Regions from separate parts of the Homo sapiens genome. Here region 1 is linked to region 2. Evidence: read pairs that join two places in POLR2A ChIA-PET (ENCODE). Cell type or tissue: OCI-LY7. All regions are shown on one strand. Each heading gives the region's core, and the rest is flanking DNA. Links, peaks and the distances in the headings are about the cores only.

Region 1 (2,816 bases), core at 91-2,590, 82 kb before region 2:
GGACTTATACTACATAATTTCTAAACATATTATAAAGCTACAATATCAAGACAGTGTGGTAAGAATATGCATAAAGATCAGTGGAAAATAATTAAAAGTCTATAAATAAATCTTTACATTTATACTAAATTGATTTTCAACAAAGCTGACAAGGCAAATTCAATAGAGAAACATAAGTCTTTTCAAAACATAGTGCTTGGACCACTGGGTAGCCATATGCACATGGAACCTCAGAACATACACACAAAAATTAAGTCAAAATGGATCACAGAACTAAACAAAAAAGCTAAAACTCAAAAACCTCTATACGGAAAAAATAAGAAATCATTGTGATCTTGGGTTAGGCAAAAATGTCTTAGATACAACACCAAAACCAGAATCCATTAAAAAAATTATAATAAATTAAATTTCATAAAAATTTAAAAACTTTTACACTTCCAAAGATACCACTAAGAAAATGAAAAGATGGGCCAAAGACTAGTGGAAAATTCTTTGCAAATCACATACCTGATAAGGAACTTATATCCAGAATATACAAAGAACACTTAATAAGAAAATGACAATCCGATTTAAAAATGGACAAGAGATTTGTACAGAAATTCACCAAAGAAGATATATGAATGACTAATAAGCATAAAATATATTTAATATCATTTGTCAATAGGAAAACGCAAACCAAAACCACAGTGAGGTACCACCACACACCCACTAGAATCTGCTTGCCTCGGCCTCCCAAAGTGCTGGGATTACAGGCATGAGCCACGGTGCCCAGCCCTAATTTTTGTATTTTTAATAGAGACTGGGTTTCATCATGTTGCCCAGGATGGTCTTGAACTCCTGGGCTCAAGCGATCCACCTGCCTCAGCTTCCCAAAGTGCTGACATTACAAGCATGAGCCACCAAATCTGGCCAAATAAACCTCTTTTCTTTATAAATTACTCAGCCTCAGGTATTCCTTTATGAGCAACACAGTCTCCCAAAATGCTGGGATTACAGGTGTGAGCCACTGCGCCTGATCCATTTTATAGCTTTTTAAAGACTGACAAGTAAAAATTGAATATATTTATGGTAGGCACACAACATAATGTTTTGATACTTTTATAGCTTTTTAATACTCTTTTCCACATACATGGATCACCCTTATTAAAAATAAATACATTTACGGGCAGAGTAGCTCAGGACTATAATCCCAGCACTTTGTAAGGCCGAGGCAGGTGGATCGCTTGAGCCCAAGAGTTTGAGACCAGCCTGAGCAAAACCTCGTCTCTACAAAGAATACAAAAAATTAATGAGGAATGGTGGTGCTTGCCTGTAGTCACAGCTACTCTGGAGGCTGAGGTGGGAGGATCACTTGAGCCTGGGAGGTGGAGGTTGCAGTGAGCAGAAATCACGCCACTGCACTCCAGCTTGGGCAACAGAGTGAGACCTTGTCTCAAAATAAAAATAAATAAATAAATAAATAAATAAATAAATAAATAAATAAATACAACAAAATAAATACATTTAGGCTGGGCATAGTAGCTAATACCTATAATTACGTGGGAGGATCACCTGAGCCCAGGAGTCCGACGGCTGCAGTTAGAGTGAGCTATGATTCCACCACTGCACTCCAACCTGGGTGACAGGGTGAGACCCTGTCTCTAAAAAAATTAAAAAATTAAAGACATATATTCATTTATATTTTAAGAAGTGAAGGAAATGGGTTGCCTCTGAAAATACTGGGATGAGTTCCACAGAAGATGTGCAGAAAGTGGGCTAAGGTAAGAATTATGCAGAGCGGATTCTGGCACCAGGTATGTGGGTAAGCAGACAGATCAGCAATTTTTAATCTTGGGGAGGGTGTCACAAATCCCTCTGAGAAACTTATCAAAGCTACAGATACTGATCTCGGAAAAAATATTCCAATACACAGAGAATCAAGGACTAGAAGTTCATGGGTTTCTGGTAAAACCCCTGGACACTGTTCCAACTTTTTATGATTCTATGACTTCATCACCTTCTATATTCCTGATAGCCTGATAGAGGATGTTTGGCCTGCAGTTCTTTTCTGTAAGGAAAAAGCAAAGTACCTGCTTCTTAGGAAATTCCTTTAAATTTTCTTTTAATTTTTAATTGATTGCCTCATTAACTCCCATGAGAGGTTCAGTCTGAAAAGTCAATTAAATATTTAGTAATCATCTTCTGCATGTTCAGAGCCATGCAAAGAGTCCTAAGAGATGTGAACCAGCCCATTCAACGTCATTTTGCTTTTGCTACTTGGTTTCCAAGTAGCAAAAGAGACCTCAAAGGCAGCATATCAAGGAACAAGGTGATGGCAATCTAGAAGCCTTTTGTGCTGTAATCTAACACGCCATCACTGGCAAAGATACAGGTGACCTGGAATGTTATAAAGCTCAAGAGAACCAAGAATCAAGGTCTTTCCCTCCCCATCTGTTTTATTCTTGGGGGGGCGGGGGTGGGTTGGGCACTCAGAAATATCTCCCCCAAACAGCTGTCTAATGAAGGGCTGCTAGGACTCAAAAGTACCCCCAGCCACTCCAAATTCACCCCACCCAGTTTGAAAGGTGTGAACAATTAACATCTTCCAAAGAAAACAGGAAGTTTCCCTGAGAACGAAAAATTATTTCATTCACTTGCATTTCTCTGTAACCAGAAGTTAACTTTTTCTGGAGCCCTCTGCCTTGCAATCTCCTTTCCCATAAATAGCATCAACTAGCAGCAATACATCTGGCCAATCTGAACGGCCTTTTTGGTTCCTGTTCCATGCCTTTCCTACTGCAAAAGCAGCATTTTCCTTAGCAATAGACTAGATTCTT
Region 2 (2,816 bases), core at 40-2,539:
TGCTGAGCTCCAGGGAATGTAGGAATGAGTCAGAACCAGCCTCCCTTTCCAAGATTCTGTGTGTGTGTGTGTGTGTGCGTGTGTGTGTGTGTGTGCATGTGTGTGTGTGTGTGTAAGCGTGAGTGTTGAGAGTAGGCGTGGGGTTGGAGGGGTCAGACAGATATGGAAACAGATAGTGTCTATAGAGTTCAGTAAATACCACAATACTGGAATAGTGGTTTTTGAAAAAATTGCTCTGCTGTAATTCATATTCATGACATAACATTTAGGACACATCATGCAGAGAAAGTCTCCTTCCCTCTTTATTCTATAGCCACACACTCCTCCAGCTCAGAAGCACAACTATAACTTGTTTTGTGTACCTTCCAGAACTATTCTATACTTAAAAGACATTTCCCGCCTCCTTAAACAAAAATACAGCACTATTCAAAGTGCATTGTTCTGTACTTTGCTTTTTTTTTTTTTTTTCACTTACTCTATCTTGGAAATAATTCTGTATCGGTGCACAGAGCTACCTAGTTCTTATTTATGGCTGCATGGTATTTTATTGCCTGCATGAGCCACAGTTCATTTAACCAGACCCCTATCACTGAACATTTGGTTTATTTCCAAACTCTTGTTATTAGAGACAAAGCTGCAATGACTTTCCTTGCACATTGGTTTCCACTCGTGTGGGTATAAATGCCGGAGAAATTCTTGGCAGTGGAATTGTTGCATCAAAGGGCTCCTGCATCCTGGTAGATATTGCTCAGTAGGGTTTATACCAACTTGCTCTCCCACCAGGAATGTGTGAGAGTGTCTGTTTCCTCACACCTACACCCACATAGTGAGTGATCACACTTTTCCAAACTTTGCCAATCTCTTAATTGAAAAATGGTTGCTCGGTGTTGTGTTAATTTGCATTTATCTTATGAGTGAGGTTGAACATCTTGTCACACGTTTTAGAGTCGTTTGTATTTTCTGTGAACTGTCTGTATAAATAATTTGCCTATTTTTCTATTAGGCTGTTGGTCTTATTTACTTGTAGGTCTTTACACATCAAACGCACTCCCCCTTTGTCTGCATGATAGGCTTTGAAAATATTTTTTTTGAGAACAGTCTGCTTTTAGATATAAATGAGAAGTTGAGAAGTTTCTGCAGATTGCATCATTTTCTGCACGTTGCTGCAGGGCTGCCCAGTGGCTGAGGCATCAGGGATACCGTGTAGGGCTCTTAAAGGTGATGTTAGAAGCCAGGTGGGGGGCCCTGGGGACGGCGGGCAGGGAGTGGGGGGACAAGGAGGTGGATGTTAGCTCTTGCATTGGATAGAAGGGGCTGCCATAGGAGACAGTGAACTCCCCAAGGTAGGAAGTGGGCAGAACAGGCTGGCCTGGCTTTAAGACCCCTCTGCCCCTGCTCTGAAATACCTGAGGATAAGCAACAAGTCAAGTGGGAGGACCCACCAAGAGGGCCATCAATTTCTGGCCATTTAGACCTGATTGGGTCGTTACTGCATCTGGAAGCTCCTAGTAACATTTAATAGTAATATAAACTCCTAGAATGTAAACTCCAAGAGGCCAGGGTTTAAATGCTAAATAAATGGTTGTGGAATGAATGAATGAATGAACGAATGAATTTGGTCAAAGAATGTGAGGGGCTACTATTTCTGAGTGGGGGTGGGGGTAGGCAGAGTTCTCTTTCTCTTCTTTCCTCTTTGAACCTACTCTCTCCTCTTCCTTCCTCTTACCCCAGCTCAGTCAGGTCTTACCATCTCTCATGTGGTCCTGGTTCCAGCCTCCTCCCCACTTCCCTGCTTCCAGACGCTCCTCTGTTTTCCTATTGATCCTCCTCTCCAGCAGCTTGATTCGCTTCAAGAAAATGCAGGTCCCCTGGCTTGTTCCCAGGTGGGGCACCTTTGTTCACGCCTGTAATCTCAGCACTTTGGGAGGCTCAGGCGGGTGGATCCCTTGAGCTCAGGAGTTCAAGACCATCCTGGGCAACATAAAGAGAGCACGTCTCTACAAAAAAAATTTAGAAATAGCCAGGCCTGGTGGCGCACACCTGTAATTCTGCTACTTTGAAGGCTGAGAATGGCTTGAGCCCAGGAGCTGGAGGCTGCAGTGAGCTTTGATTGTTCCACTGCACTCCAGCTGGGTGACAGAGTGAGAACCCGCCTCAAACAACGATAACAAAAACAACAATAACAACAACAAACATTAGATAGCCTCCCATTGCCTATGCTTCCTAGCCTGCCCTTCAAGGGCTTCTAATCTATCCACTTCTCTGGTTTCCTCTCCTGCAACTCCTACCCACCCACCTCGTCCCCCACCTCACACACTCCGTGTTCCTCCAGCTATCACAATGGTCACTAATTGAGCACTTTCTACATATACTTTTACGTGAAATATCTTAAGACTCATGACAATCTATGGGATCTACGAGGGTGAGGCTATTATCAACCCCACTTTACAGATGAGGAAACCAAGACCCAGGGACATTTTAGGGGCTTTCCCAAGGTCACCGAACAAGCAGATGGCAGAGCTCGGATTAAAAACCCTCCGACCCTCTGGCCAGGGAGCCTAAGTGCTGCACGAGTGCTAACCGGTTGCCAGTCCTAGAGCACGCCATGCTCCTTCAAGCTCCCCTGCCTTTGCTTGTGCTGGGTCCCCATCTGGAGGGCTCTCTCTTCTATTGTTCACCCACCAAAAACCTTGTCCTTCAAGCTCTCGCTCATGGCTCACCTCCCCTGTGAAACCTTTTCCAGCTTCCCCAGAAAGAGCTGGTGTCTCACTCTTTGACTTTACAATTGAGAACTTTGTGCTATGATTATCTGGGAA

The links. ChIA-PET counts read pairs that join two places held together with the same protein. Peaks named below come from ENCODE experiments on the same cell type or tissue, not always from the same donor. Only the 100,000 strongest peaks of a DNase experiment are listed, where the experiment ranks them.
Region 1: POLR2A ChIA-PET joins it to region 2 with 5 read pairs; 3 of 35 experiments call an interaction of 5 or more read pairs at or near these places.

What each region holds. Positions count from the first base shown.
Region 1 is chr20:32,117,272-32,120,087 of GRCh38, reverse strand. All of the region lies in intron 1 of TM9SF4 (transmembrane 9 superfamily member 4), which reads right to left. Among named protein-coding and RNA genes, the nearest start is that of TM9SF4, 9.0 kb to the right of the region's middle. In OCI-LY7, for the core only: no CTCF peak of the experiment used is centred there; no DNase peak of the experiment used is centred there.
Region 2 is chr20:32,035,285-32,038,100 of GRCh38, reverse strand. No RefSeq gene overlaps it. Among named protein-coding and RNA genes, the nearest start is that of HCK, 16 kb to the left of the region's middle. RefSeq lists enhancers at 1-3, 2,769-2,816. In OCI-LY7, for the core only: no CTCF peak of the experiment used is centred there; a DNase peak (open chromatin) is centred at 1,160; H3K27ac peaks cover 503 bases.